Regions from separate parts of the Homo sapiens genome. Here region 1 is linked to region 2. The links are chromatin loops, found by intact Hi-C in ENCODE. Cell type or tissue: OCI-LY7. All regions are shown on one strand.

Region 1 (8,000 bases), 94 kb before region 2:
ATTGGACATTGACAATAGCAAAACCACCGCTCAATTTCAGAAACACTCTATAAGAATCTTAGGTCAGCCGAGCACGGTGGCTCATGCCTGTAATCCCAGCACTTCGGGAGGCCAAGGCGGGTGGATCACGAGGTCAGGAGATCAAGACCATCCTGGCTAACATGGTGAAACTCCGTCTCTACTTAAAAAAAAAAAAAAAAAATCTAAGGTCATTCTAGTTTTAGTGTATACCCGAAAGCTTTTTGGACCCCCCAATTCTTTCAAAAAGGTATCAGAAGCTGGACATGGTGGCTCATGCCTATAAATCCCAGCACTTTGGGAGGTTGAGGTGGGAGGATCACTTGAGCCCAAGTGTTCGAGACTGGCGTGGGTAACATAGTGAGACCTCGTCTTTACTTCAAAAACAAAAAACATGATCAGAATAAATGGCAGGAGGCACATTAAAGAGAATCTGACACATTAAGGTTGATATGAACCTAGCCTATGACATTCCAAGGAAGCCAAAGACAAAACAGGACTGTAAGCAGTGCTTCCCAATTATTTTCACACTATGGAACATGCAAAAAAGGTAGCAGCTCCATTGCATACCGGGGTAAGCAGTTTAGCTTGGCCTTGGCAGGCAGTCCCAAGGGGTAGGGATGCACATCTCAGGTACACTTGTAACCCATCTGTGAGGGATCAGTGTGACTCCAGATACCATAACAGTCAAAAGCCTTTACCTTAGGATCCAATGCCCTCAACATGGCTACTTCACAAACAAAGCTACCATCAACAGCAAAAAAAAATAGTGCTGAGAACTTTATACTTTAATAGGTCAATGCTGCCACCATTAAAAATACATTATCCCATGACAATAATACATATTTCAGACGAATAATACATATTTCAGACTAAAGACTTTGGGGCAAAATATTTTAATGTCAAGTCTCCATAAGAAATATTTTATTCTAAAAGCACTTTATTTTGATGGCTCATTTCTTCATTCTTCCATCGGACCTAACTAATATATACAAGGATTCCAGCCTCTAATTACCTCTGTACAGTCCTCTACAGTGATAGGATGTGTAGGCCAAGCAGATATGATGGGTGGGGAATCTGGCTGTCACCAAGCCAAAGATCTTGCGCTTGTATCTACATGGCTGTTTACGATCCATCCCCTTCTGCGTGGTCCATGCAGTGATAACGTGGAGGCTGACTTAGCATCCCAAGGGCAGATGCAGACAACATTCACGCACATAACTGCACACTGCTCCAAAACTTCTGCTCCCCTTTCCACCTTTCATCTTTCCCTTTCCAGAAGCAAATAAATATATTAAAATTTCCCACTCTCACCAAAAGGCATAAGATGACTGGAACCTCTGTAGAGGTTATTAAGCCCCTATTATAACATGCTCTTCAAGCTACGAAATGACAATTTTATACCAATGAGCTTTCTTTTCCAAGTTCTTCTGATGTAGCTGCTATGTAAATTAAATTAAGAGCAGGCCACTCTAATACTCTAGTAGGCGGGGCTGTAAACTGCAGGGCAATTTGGCAGAAAATATCAAAAGCCATAAAAATGCATGTACCTTTCAATCTAGCAATTGTTAACTCTTGGAATTTATCCTAAGGTAATAATTAAGGATGTGCAAAAGAGTATTAATTTCCCTGCTGTTTGTAATTACTAAATCTTGGAAGCAAGCTAACTGCCCCCAAATTGGATAGTGGTTAAATAAGTTATCACAGAAACATAAAAATCACAAATGATAATTCTGAAAGATGTAGAAATGTGCCCAATATATAATACAAGCTTGTGCATGTCATTCTTAAGTATCAAAATCAAAATACAGATAAATTATATGAAGCTACCTCATTATTCCAAGAGCAGTTAAAATTATGGTAGCTTTACTTTTCTCTCTGTTTTCTGATGTTTCTCTAATGAGTCTATAATGAACATGAATAGTTTTGATAAAGAGAACTAAAAGAAAAAAAAGTAAAAGTTTAGAGAAAAAAATGCCAAATAAAAAGTATCTGAAAGAGGAAGGATTAGGAACAAGTGTGATTGTGAGGCCCTGAAATGTGCAGCCAACATTGGTCATGAAATCTCTGTTCCTTGGGGATTTGTAAGAAAAGGGTAGCCAAGTCTCATTTGAGGACAGCTTGAATGCAGTCCTGACCTCTGTGGCCTCTTGTAGCTCCATGTGCAAAAAGACTCAGCCAAAATTCAATTTTCACTCACTGACACACAAAGTAGTCAATTCCTTACATTTGCCCCCAATCTTCCACAATCCTTTCTCCTGTTCAAGAGACAGCAACCTTAAAGTCTTCTACCCAGCAACGAAACCCAATGACACTGAATTTATATGCCCAGTAATGTGCCGGCACTTTACTCAGGAAACACTGTCAAATGTTAGTTAATATTCCAAAACATGCAGCTGACTTCTAGCTAACTGACTTGTCCATGTTAAAGAAAAATTATAACTAATTTCAGCCACTTAAATATCCCAGACTGAGAAAAAGAAAATGTAAAATGACATGCATTGCATATTGACCTGTAAGTTTTATAACTAAAAATCTTATAAATAGTAACCAAAATGACTTCCAGGATATGCGTAAGGACAATTAAAAATACTCACTTCTGACAAGTTCCTTTGCTTTAAAAAGGCCTCTAATTTTGTTTTCTAATACCTTCCTATGAATGCAAATGTAACACTTCCCAAATCCATAATTAAATGCATCTTTGACTTGGGAATCTGTTTTCCTGGCCCATGAGAAAGAGTTCACAGAAGATGGAGAGTCTGAGCATCAGAGGGGTTTAACCAAGAATGATCCATTAAAATAGGTTTGCACCAGTTACCAAAACTGAGAAAAATGAGTTTGAATCTGTGCAGAGAGGCACAGAAATGCCAAGGTGAAGGAGCCTGCCAAGGCTGGAATACACGGTCACTAAACAAATAACGCATGGTGTATTCAACGCCAGAAGAATACAGTGGATGATGTGTAAATGAGAGTCTAAGGGACCCAGCTCCAAGACAAAGTCAAGATTTTAAAAAAGAAATACCACTCCTGCTGAGACTCTCATCCTTCCGCCAAGGAGGAGTCCATGCCATCACCTTTGTAAGCAAGGCATCTGATATAGATAACCCCATACAACCCTTAAGGTGTATTATTCTTGGTACCAAACATGTGTCATTTTTACAAAACAGTCATCCAGTCATAAGGCAGGTCTGTCTCTTCATCAATAAGCCTCACTTATACAGCATTCTTAGGAATATTGTGTTCTCACGAGTTTCGTTTTCTGGATGGGTGAGGGGTTCTCTCTTTTAATTGCAAATTTAAAAGAGAAAATACTAAGTACTTGGGATGGAAATAATCCTAATATCTTCTACATAGAAGGCAAGGGACATAAGTTAACTTTTTCCTGATGACTCAGACTAATAATTATGAGCATCAGTGACGATGAAATGCTGCATACTGAGATAACTTCAGGGCCCACTGAAGTGTATCGAGGCTCAGTGACCTGAAACTGCTGTGCTTCTTGAGTTCTTGTATCTGCATATTAGAGTCTGTCAGGCTACTACTTCTCAATATGGTCATGTTCTTTTTATAGATGCTCCTTCTGCCCTATGGTGAAACAGAAAGAACACTGAACTTAGAGTGAAGTCAATTTAGGTTATTATTTCTAGCTGAATGATCCTGGATAAGTCACTTAACATCTTTGGGCCCAAGTCAAATGAGGAACTTCAACTATCTCTCAAGGTCCTTTTCTTTGCTCAGATGCTTAATTTACATTTGCTGCTTCTCATCTGTTGTAGACTTTGAAATGAGAAAAATAAGTCAGCTAAATTTGCATAGGAAGTAACATAAAATAGAAATATAAGCACACAACATGCTCTCTTGTAAGTGAAGCATAAATACCTTATGACATCTATTTGTCTTCTCAGAGGCCTTACTTGTGTAATTTGTAGTCACTGGTGGGGTCTCAGACAGCTATGATTTCTGGATAATTATGATTCTATGCATGATATTTCACTATATTTCCATATGCTTCTATTTTACCTAATATTCTCAAGGCAAATCATTATTTGATAATAGCTTTATTTCAAGCCACCGAAGAAGAGAATCTGTGTATCTTTCGTCGTCATCTATGCTTGTCAGCAAACTGCAAAATGAATACTCTCATCTTGGGACTTTGACTTATTCAATGGTTTCAATGACACTGACCACTTAAGAAAGTTTTCTAAAAGATGATGCTTTTGAAAACATAAGACACAGTAGAAATGTAAAGAATATTTTTGCAAACTCCACGAGGAAAGATAATTTATTCGTCTTTTATTTTCTAGAGTCCCTAACACATGATTTGTCTATTACTATCATCATCAGGAACTTAAAAAACCACATCCAAGTCCACTTCTCTTCTCCCTCGACACGTTGATCCCTGAAGTCCAAGTCATGCTCACAGCTGTACTTCCAGCTCTGCACAGATCATCCATCTCCAGCTCCCACCTCTCCCCTGAGTTCTGGATCTCTATTCCCTATCATAACCTCCGTTTGGATTTCCCATAAAGTGTCTAAGAAAGTTTATATTGCCTCCTCATCTCACATCTCTCTCCCTTACCCCATACTTTAAAAAAAAAAAAAAAACCTATAGCAATTATTCGAAAATTCTTCTACTATATTGGAGTGGGAGGAATACTAATCCAAGAGCATGCTGGGTGGGTGCTGCATCAGGAGGGAAGAATATCCAAGAAATATGAATCCATAATTACTGACGGGCCAGAATACAAAAGCTACCTTTTTGGAGGTTCTAAAGCAGCCAATCCTAGGCAATGACTGGATAATCAAAGTTTATACTGCCTGAAGTGAAGTGAACATGTGACTATATAAAAGTAGAGAAAGGGGTTATAAAGCCCATGGGGCTGGGTGTTATCTACAATCCCCTACCATTTATCCCACATCCAAAAGGACTGCTGGCAAACAGGCCCCAGGTAAGCTTCTAAGTTATTCTCTACTGCCTTCAACAGTGTATACCACTGGGATTTTTTACACTTCTTTCCTTCTTCACTTTAGGACATGCCTACAATGAGCTTACCTTGGAAAGGATAAACTCCTTCTTTAGTGACAGAACTCCTTAACATCCTTCAAGCCCTCATTCAAGTGTGGGTCTGCAAAGATTCCTCTACTTCTGCCATGGTAAAAGAGTCATTTCCTCTTACCATGTTCAGATTTTCCACTAGATTAAGAACTCCTCAGGGATGAGCCCTATATAACACTTACCTCTGTCTCCCCAGTCCCTGGGATACTGCTTGGCACCATGCACAACTACAATAAGTATTCAAGACATACATGGAAGAAGTAGTACTTTCACAGCTCTCACTTAACAATAGGCCAAGGCCATTCTCAAAATCTTCTTCATAGGGCTACCATCAAACCTTCCTCTTAATGCAGTACAGAGAGAGAGAAAATGTTTTATGTTTACCTGTTAGATATATACAAACAAGCCTCTTGACCTACCTATCTTTTGTTCTTAACATAGAGACCTCCTTATAATTTTAGACTTCATCTAACCAAAACCTGACAAATCCCACAGTGCTTAGTTAGGTTCAACAAATGCTTGTTGTTTCACCTCCTCATGCCAGTGGTACAAGCAGAGTTATAGGTCCTTAATTTGATATATAGCTGGTGCAATTTTGTATCAAACTAGGTCAATCCATCTTGCACAGTTCATGCTTTATTTCCAGTGTGGCAGAGTGAGAAAACACAGAGGGTAGAATCTGATAAGATGGAGGATTTAAACCATAGCACCAACACTTCCTCCTTGTGTGACCAATTTCTTATCTCTAAAAATGGAGATACTATAATCTACTTAAGTTTTTTATTTATTATTAACCTAATGACAAGACACATAGCAAGGCACTTTATAAATCATAAAGCATTGTACAAGAACTGGTGCTGGTTTTTTTTTTTTTAATCACAATATGTCTTAGTGCAATGATGGCATACTCCAGTTCAGATGTACTGTCTTGATTACCTCAGATCCGACATAGCTGAGAAAACTGCTCTAAGAGTTCTGACTTCCTGGGATCAGTGTCACAGAGGATCTGAGTGAGCTTCCTCGAGCCATTTTGGGCAGGCTGAAGAAGCTTGTTAGTATCTATATGCTTCCAGGTTGGCGGGGCCAGCTTCTGCCAGTTCTACCATATGCCAACTGGCGACATACAGGAGCATGCTAGTGCTACCAGCTCCACATATACACACCCACTTCCACCCCCAAGAGGTACCAGACTGTCGGACAACTTGGCCGCTAGCCTATGAAAATGTGGAAATGCTGAAGAAACATTAGCCAGCAAAGCACATACTGGCAGCTGAATCAAATGTTTAGGTTCTTCAATGTACCCAAATAAATCGTTTGTGTGTTCTAACAAATGTTTTCTTTGGAAAGCATTTTTCAGTGCAGATGCTTCAAAAGTACCCATTTTTAATGGGTTAAATCAAGGGCTCAAAGCAGCAGAAGGGTGGGGAATGTTTTTAAACAAAATTGCATCAGCTGCAAAGAAAAAAAAATGTTAACATTGACTGAGAGAAGGCATCTTTGAAAAACAGAAAAGTTGTCAGTAGTTTTCAAAGTTAAATTTTTATGGATTTTTAAGTGTTAAAATATTGTAAGCACCCAAAAATGAGAAAGTTACTCGAACCTGGCAAGGGACAAAAAACTGTGCTAATTTTAAAAATACATATTGATAAACATGGTTCCGCCAAAAAAATGCAATCAAACAAGGAGTCAAGAAGTTAGGAATTATAAATTAAACTCTTCTTGCCAGAGACTTTTAATAAGCAATTGCAAACACATTTAAGGATTTTTATAATGAGGATAATGGTTTGGGCGACAATCATAATGCAATCCAAAAACATTAACTTCCTTCACAAAATAGACTACATAACCAAACCCCAGACAGAGCTCCTGACATACTGCCAGCCTCTAATGCAGGCACAGTAATACACTGTAAGAGACAGAACAAATGATCCCTGTTCTTAGGCAACAATGAAATGTATATATAATTTATTTCGGCTATATCACTCTTTTCCAGTTTAAGTCCACCTCCATGACAGTATCTTTTTTAAGACAGGAAAAGGTACTAAACCATCAACTATAAAGTTGATACTATGGAGGCCCCTGATTTTAAAAAAGCATGGTGGGTATTTCTCCTGAGGCTCCAAACAAGGAAACTCCATCTTAATAGTGACTAGTTTCATCACCATCAAGAGACCTTATGTAAAACTACTGACGTCAATGAAAATACTACATTCACAATGGTGATATGAACTATGAATAAACAGAGCTAACAGGCTCGGCACAATGGCTCCTGACTGTAATACTACCACTTTGGGAGGCTAAGGCAGAAGGATCATTTGTGACCAGAAGTTCAAGACCACCCTGGGCAACACAGCAAGACCCCATTTCATTTATCAAGAAAGCTAACAGATTTTTTTAAGTGAATTGATCAGATGACTCATAAGGTAAGGGCTTTAAATAGTATTGTTTTCTACTCACAAATTAACCAGCTGTACAATTACACTCATCAAATCAGACTTTGGGTGCTACCGAATCATTAAGTGTTCATTAAATCAAACCAAATGATATGAAATGATGCTCAGGAAAAGAAATGCCAACCTGTAACAAATGCTAAAGACAACCTTAAAATTCTGAAATGCTTTGAGTAAAGGGAGGAAAAAACATAATATACACGAGTATGTAAAATCACAGCAACATGTTAAAAGATTTAAACCACAGACGAAGAATTTAAAGGCTAACATTATGAGTTTTGATTCAGCAGAATAAAGAAACACTGACAATAACAAACATCAACACCTGAAACTTTCCCCATTATCCTAATACATTTTCACTGTAAGTGTTCCATTAAAGAACGTCTTTAAAACAATCTTCAAAGTTCGACTCCCTATAACTAATTCAATTAATAAAATTATCAATACAATTGAATAATAGTTTATAACAGCGTGGT
Region 2 (8,000 bases):
ATGATCCGCCCACCTCGGCCTCCCAAAGTGCTGGGATTACAGGCTCATAATTTTATCATTTAAATAATATATGCAAAAGTAACACACATATAAAAATGCATAGCCATACACAGCAGAGTGTAAAAGAAGGAAAGACATTTTAAAGTATAAGATGATCATGAATGAGACCTGCTACTATGAACTTGGATTGTTGTTCTTATTTTCTACTTATTTGATTTGATTTTAGATTCAGGGTACACATGTGCAGGACTGTTACACGGATATATTGCATAATGCTGGGGTTTGGGCTTCTAATGAGCCCATCACCCATAAATGATCATTGTACCCAAAAGGTAATTTTTCAGCCCTATTCCCCTCCTAATCTCCTGCCTTTTGGAGTCCCCCAGTGTCTATTGTTTATGACTATGTGGACCCACTGTTTAGTTCCCACTTATAAGAACATGCAGTATTTTATTTTCTGTTTCTGACTTATTTCACTTAGGATAGTGGCCTTCAGGTTTCATCCATGTTGCTGCAAAGGACAACAGTTTCATATTTTTATGGCTGCATAGTATTTCAGTGTGTATACACCACATTCTCTTTATCCAGACAACTGCTGACAGACATTTAGGTTGAATCCATGACTTTGCTATTGTGAATAGTGCTGCGATAAACACACAAGAGCAAGCATTTTCATAGAATGATTTATCTTCCTTTGGGTAGACACCCAGCAGTGGGATTGCTGGGTTGAATGGCAATTCTATTTTTAGTTTCTTGAGAAATCTCCAAACTGCTTTCCACAGGGGTTGAACTAGTTGTTCCCACGAGCAGTATACATGCATTCTCTTTTTTCTGCATCCACACCAACAACTGTTGTTTCTTGACTTTTTAATAATTGCTATTCTGACAATTATTATCATGTGTAAGATGATATCTCATTGTGGTTTTGATTTGCATTTCTCTGATTAATGATGTTGAGCATTTCTTCATGTTTGTTGGCCACTTACATGTCTTCTTTTCAGAAGTGTCTGTTCATGACCTTGGTCCACTTTTTAATGGAGTTTTTTTTCTTGTTGAATTCTGTGTGGATTCCGGATATTATTAGTCCTTTATTATCAGAGGCATAATTTGCAAATGTTTTCTCCCATTCTGTAGATTGCCTGTTTATTTTGTTGATTATTTCTTTTGCTGTGCAGAGGCTTTTTAACTTAAGTTCCATTTGTCTATTTTTGATTTAGTTGCATTTGCTTTTGGGGAATTAGCCATAAACTCTTTGTCTAGGCCAATATCCAAAAGAGTTTTACCTTCCAGGGCTTTTATAGTTTCAGGTCTTATATTTAAGTCTTTAATCCATCTTAATTTTTGTATATGGTGAGAGACAGGGGTCCAGTGTCATTCTTCTGCACAAAGCCAGCCATTTTCCTAGCACCATTTGTTGAATAGAGTGCCACTTCCCCATTGTTTATTTTTGTCCACTTTGTCAAAGATCAGTTGGTTGCAGTATGTGGCTTGATTTCTGGGTTCTCTATTTTTCTCTATTGATCTATGCATCTATTTTTGTACCAGTACCATGATGTTTTAGTTACTATAGCTTTGTAGTATAATTTGAATTCAAGTAACATGATGCCTCTAGCTTTGCTCTTTTTGGTTAGGATTGTTTTGGTTGCTCGTGGTCTTTTTTGTTTTCATATAAACTTAAGGATTTTTTTTTAATTCTGTGAAGAATAACTTTGGTATTTTCATAGAAATTGTGTCGAATCTGTAGATTACTTTGGACAGTTTGGTCATACTAACAATATTGATGCTTCCAATCCATTTGTTTGTATCAATTAAAATTTCTTTCATTAGTGTTTTGTAGAACTTCTTCTTAAGAAGACATCTTTCGCCTCCGTGGTTAAATGTATACCTAGGTTTTGTGTGTGTGTGTGTGTGTGTGTGTGTGTGTGTGTGTGTGTGTGTGTTGTAAATGGGGTTGAGTTCCTGATTTGGTTCTCAGCTTGAACATTACTGGTGTACAGAAATGCAACTGAATTTTGTACACTGGTTTTGTATCCTACAACTTTACTGAAGTTGTTTATCAAGTCTAGGAGCCTTTCCAAAAAGTCTTTTGGGTTTTCTAGGTATAAGATCATGCCATCAGTGAACAGAGATAATTTTACTTCCTCTTTTCCAATTTGGATGTCTTTTATTTCTCTCTTACCTGATTGCTCTGGCTAGGCCTTCCAGTACTCTGTTGAATAGGAGTGGTCGTTTTCTATTTTCTAAAATGTTCACTGATCTCTATTCACAGGTTTTAACTTCTTGAACTTTACTCCTGAAAAAGCACTTCACTATTGATAGAGCACTTATTTCCTACCAGAAGAGAAATTATTTTCTAGTAGACAAGGGTGAGGGGAATAGTACCATCTCATGGGCTAAGTCTAGACCTTGGTCCCTGGGTTACCATGTGTGGTCCAATACTTTCAACACAAACAAAAATGCAGCTATCGAATCAAGGCCTTGAGGCATTGTACAATAAAGTAACATTCATCATAGCAAGAGTTCACATTAACTTTGGTCTTTTTATGTAGGAGGTACCAAATGAGGCATTTCAGATATATTCTCTCAAAACATCACAACAATCCTTTAAGGTTAAGTTCTATCAATAAGGTCATCTTATAAATGAGGAAACTGAGGCCCTGATATGTTAGGTAACTTAGCCTAGGTCATGTAACACTGAGGGAGGAACTAGGTTTCAAACACAGATAGGTGGGTTCTGGAGCCTAGCTTTTAATCACTAAGACAAATTTCATGATCCTTAAGAAACTTCTAAGTTCCAAAGACAGATGAAATCAAGGTCCAGAAAAATTTAATATAAGCATACTACAGTTTTTCCTAATTGCCCTCTAAAGTGGCACGCCAGTTATTGCACACAGTGACTTTCAATTAGACTCATCCATCTAATTTCCATGATACTTCCTAGACTGTGAGACCACAGATAAAAAAAACACTCTGGGGTCTCAGTTTCTTCACCTGTGATTAAAAACAATCCCAATGATGTCCCAAGTTCTAGCAAATAATGAAAAATTACTCTGCAACCTCTGCCATAACTTCCAAGTATCCCGAGGCTAATCTGATCCTTTTCCCACTGAAACATGGTGGCACTCTCTGAGCAAAAGTCTTTAATTTGAAGGAAGCATCCTCCTAAATAAAGGTTCAACTACTTTGAATACGTAAAGTATTGTAGAAATCAAGGTCACACATGATTTTTATACCTTGACGTTATATGATAGCTTTCTGAAACTTTTAACTGGAAAAAATATAAAAGTTGTGCCTTTCTAACCATAAATTTTAAGAAGTAAACAAAAGAATATATGAATACATAAGCCTTAGTCACATATAAACACCTATACTACATACTTTGGTGGGGTTTTTTTGCACTAGTGCTTGCTTTCAGAAGAAAAGTGCCAGCAGAGTCTTCCTCAGTTGTCTTGAGACTGTGGTTACCCTATTTCTAATAAACAAGGCAGCTTCCTGTCTCTGGCTTCTCATTGCTAAATCAGGGTTGAATTCTGGCAGCTTTCATAGCCCTGACCCCTGAGTGCACCCATGTTAAAGAGTGTCTGCTTTGCTTCATTCCTTATTGTAAAAAACGACTCATCATGGAGCACCTCTTGTTTTAAAATCTTGCTTTTCATCAGTGAAGCTCAAAATGAGTTAATTTCTTACACTCAAAACTTAGTCTCTCATTTTCTCTATATTTGTCTCTATTTGGTTGATGTATCTGGACTTTTTCTAAGTCTCTAAAGGGATGAAGCTGTGTACACTTTTAGATCGTTTCGGAAGTGGTTAAAACAGCATCCTGTAGATGATTTTATGATCAATCAAGTATTCATTTATGCTTTTCTCTTAAGCATCTTTAGTGACTGAGCCCATAAGGCAAGAGTTCATAGTCAGACAATTAAAATGCACTTCATGTTACAAAACAATTTTTTTAAACAAGTGATAGAACTTGTTCTTAAGGGCTTAAAAATGCAATTTACAAGTATTTTCTTCCACTTTGGGGTTGTTCTGAAGTAATTTACTGTGCAGCATGATATTCAATTTGTCTTCAATATGCTGATAAATTATCTATAAATCTGTCTTTGTTTTGCTTGTAATCTCTTACAGAGCTGTGTCAGCAAAGGGCATCCTTTGCATTTCTGACCCTTTTGTGTTAAAAAAGAAAAACGAAAAAATCCATCTAGCTCTAGAAACAAAAGATTTCATCTCCAGCTTTTCACCATCACCATTTTCCTAACCCACAGGAACCTATTTTGTTGGATGGTTGGTCCCTTGACAATGAGACCCCACTTGAAATAACCTGAAAAGGCTAGAGATCCTCTTCACCCACTTTCTGTGTGGGCCATTACACAAGCCCTCATGCTTCCCAGAGATGTCAGAGCCCCAGCCGGTGTGAAATGGTGATGCTGTCAGTCAGCAGGAAAATTTTTTGCTTCGGAAAAACCTCTCTCTCCGAGCTTCCTCTGTGCCGCACCTCCAGCTGCCTCGGTGCACCATGTCAGGGTGCTAAAATAGCTCAGGCTTGATGACTTCACTAGTTCTCACAAACAGGCCAGTTGGCAGAACTCTAATGCAGTCTGCTCCTGAGTGGAAGACATTTTTTTTTCTCCCCACCATCCTCTAATATGAATACTTAGTTTCATTTTGACTCTGGAAGAAGTCTCCTTTCTGGGAGTCAATTCAGCACAAACTTAATGCAAACGTTTCAAAATGCTTTAAGGAGGCTTGAACTAAAGAGCTACCCTAAAGCCAATACCATGCATTCAGACTGCACTATTATTTCCTATGCTAACCTTCAAGGACATCAAAACTGCTAGGTAAATTAACCTTATTTAACAACCTTCATATTTCATTTATCTTAGGGCCAAATATCTTCCTCAAGAATAGTATTAATAACTGATAATCAGCCAAGATTTTAATGTCTTATTTCTCAGGTTTACTCCTTTCCCACAAGTAAGGAGGTCAACAGAAAATATCAAAGTAAAAATTAACTACCACTACATGTACTCAGCATAAAATGACAGGGGGCCTTTAAAGGCAATGTCCTGTAATCACAGCAAACTTTAGTGATTAATACTCAAATAGATTTGAAATTTTTTTTACAGTATAAGGTACTCATGCACTAAAAAAGGTGTTCTGTATTAGACTACCAAATTTTATTTTAGTATTTATAATTTTCCCTTATAGTTTTTCACTTCCTTTTGTAATTACCACATACTAGCAAAAAAATACTGCAAGAAAACTAGAACTTTCTGATGTTCCAGTTTCCTAATTCAGTGCTGTGCCCAAGCTGCCCTTTGATTCCAAAAGACAGCATTTAGATTAACTGCTTCAGTGCCCTGTGGACACAAAATTTATGCCCAAAGAAGAAGCTTCCATATGATTCTATAGACATGAGCTAATAAAATAATTTGGTTCACTGGTTTAAGATGGTTCCTCTAAAAGGGGTGCAATATCCCTGTCCCCAAAAGAGGAAAAAAATCACAAACATTCTATTCCCAGCACCCCTCAGTTCCTCTCACTATCTGTCCATTACAAACAGCATCTAAATACCACTGCCATCTTGCAATGGTGATGATGGAAAACCACCCCTCTCCATCACCAAGAAAAACATCACAGGGATTCTCAGAGAACACATAGGCTCATATATAACTGTATATTTTTAAAATGCATTTTACCATACAATGATTTGTTCATTCCATAAACATTTGCCTAGTACCTTGCATGTAGCAGGTATTACATATGATTTTCTACAGGCATGAACAGTGTCTTCGTGGATTTCACTCACTCAATATTAAGTATTATAAAGTCACATAACTTTAGCAAAATGAGACATGGGTGGCTGCAATCGTTTTGTTTATGTTAATCCAGTGACTTACAAAATTTGGTGTTGATGATACATCCAAAGAAGCATTGGAGTCCAGAATTATAATAACCAGGGACATTTTGGACATAGTCCAGAGACATGACCCTGAAATTAAGAGTTATCATGTCTCTCTGCTGTAGAGGCTAATAAACAAAGACACAATGGAGATTCTGAATGCTGAAAGGTCAATTATAAATGTCATTACAGACACAATAATTCACAGAGGAATGAAATAGGCTGAGTAGTTTGTGATGCTGACTGTACTAACCATCAAATTTTAGACCATAAAGGACCTTAGATCTAAAAATCTCACACTGTACTAATGATGTCTAGAAAGTCTGTGTGATTTGTACAAAGTCACAAAGTCACACAGGTACTAAGTTATCTCAGAATCAATGTTAGTTTTATTCATCCTGCATTCTTCCCATCATACTACTCTAAGTCTGATTCACACACACTCATGTATACGTTATTCTACTGTTTTTGACTCATACACAAATATACATGTACACACATACACATACTTGTCTGCCCAATTCAAACAAAAACACACACTTCAGTACTCTGCTTCTGATTCATATATACATAGACACAAACATTATACTCCCATATCCTGATTCATATACACATACATTCCACTATCCTCCATCTGCTTCATACACACATTTTACTGATTCATACATACAATCTGCATATATGTATATTACTCTGTATCTGATTCTTACACACACACACACACACACACATGTATATATATATATACACACTGTATACTACTCTGTATCTAATTCATATGCACATACATATTGGCATGTATATACACACTGAAATTTAAAACAGCAAATCATGGTCATATTCAAAACACATATATTTTAAAGTGAGAAATTCAGGTGTGAGCCAGACACTTGTGTAACTATGTCAAAGTTACTATAACTTATACAATGAAGTAATTTATCTGGATCTTCATTTACCTCTATAAGAGTCCCCCAAAGAATTGAAAGAAATAAGACCTATCATGATGCAGAAATTCAGTGAACCCATAGGCATCCATCTACATGAAAATTTTTGTCAGGTCAAGGATGAGAATATGAGTGTTTGTGTGTTGTACTGTTTTCTGTAATATGGGATAGAGAAGTGGATATACACAGAATCCAGGGACAGAGGATCATATTCTGTGTCCTTGTTCCAGGATAAATTCCCAGTTTCTGAGCCCATGAAGCAGTGTAGGAGTGACGTGAGGGAAGTGCATGAGCAACGTGGCTTGGGACCGCAACTACAAAGTGTGACCTGAGGAACATCCTCCCCTCTCCTCAAGGGCTGGCAACGTAGAGGGCTCTGAACGATCTCTCTAGACATGTGACATGAGGATTCTAACTGGAGTTAGAATCTCAATCATGAGCCCCTCACAGAGGTTTTATGAAGAAGGGGAGCAAGCAGTAGACAGAGATGGAGAAGACTCTTCAGGGTAACTAGCTGATACAGTAATTCACATGTACATAGAAGACATTCCTGGGGACGCGGACATAAAAAGATTAGGGAGACTTTATGGAGGCTAGAGGTCCTGCAGGAGCAGGGAGGTGCATAAACAGAAAATGTGGATTGTTGTGGATTATATGCTCCATCCACATCCACAGGTCAGTAAGGCCCGTGGACCTGCAGGCAACACTGAGAAGACAAGACTATGAAGAGGAAATATGGAACCCAACATCTGTGGGTTTCAGACTGTACGATGTTATTCTCAAAAAGTCGACTGAAGCAGATGGTGAATATTATGAACACTTGTTTTCTTAAGCTACTTGCTCTAAAAGTCCAGCACACTTTTCTTTATCCATAGTTTTTCTTCATTATTAAATATATCCATTACCAACTCGTAAATACATTATATTGAAAGAGCCTCTGTAGGCTGGGCCTGGTGACTCAGGCCTATAATCCCAACACTTTGGGAGGCTGAGGTGGGAGGATCGCTTGAGCTCAGGAGTTCAAGACTAGCCTGGGCAACATAGCGAGACCTTGTTTCTACCAGAAATCAAAAAAATTAGCCAACACGCACCTGTAGTCCCAGTTACTCAGGAGGCTAAGGTGGGAGAACGACTTGGGCCTGCCTAGAAGGTTG

The links. A loop is a pair of places that touch in the nucleus more often than their neighbours do. Peaks named below come from ENCODE experiments on the same cell type or tissue, not always from the same donor. Only the 100,000 strongest peaks of a DNase experiment are listed, where the experiment ranks them.
Region 1: a loop joins it to region 2, with 4 times the contacts of the local background. A loop is called at or near these places in 3 of 110 quality-filtered maps.

The regions. Positions count from the first base shown.
Region 1 is chr13:73,964,423-73,972,422 of GRCh38, forward strand. All of the region lies in intron 2 of KLF12 (KLF transcription factor 12), which reads right to left. Among named protein-coding and RNA genes, the nearest start is that of KLF12, 170 kb to the right of the region's middle. In OCI-LY7, no CTCF peak of the experiment used is centred here; DNase peaks (open chromatin) are centred at 3,599 and 7,269; H3K4me3 peaks cover 4,950 bases; H3K27ac peaks cover 6,693 bases.
Region 2 is chr13:74,058,592-74,066,591 of GRCh38, forward strand. All of the region lies in intron 1 of KLF12 (KLF transcription factor 12), which reads right to left. Among named protein-coding and RNA genes, the nearest start is that of KLF12, 72 kb to the right of the region's middle. In OCI-LY7, no CTCF peak of the experiment used is centred here; DNase peaks (open chromatin) are centred at 3,520, 3,790 and 4,530; H3K4me3 peaks cover 2,941 bases; H3K27ac peaks cover 3,517 bases.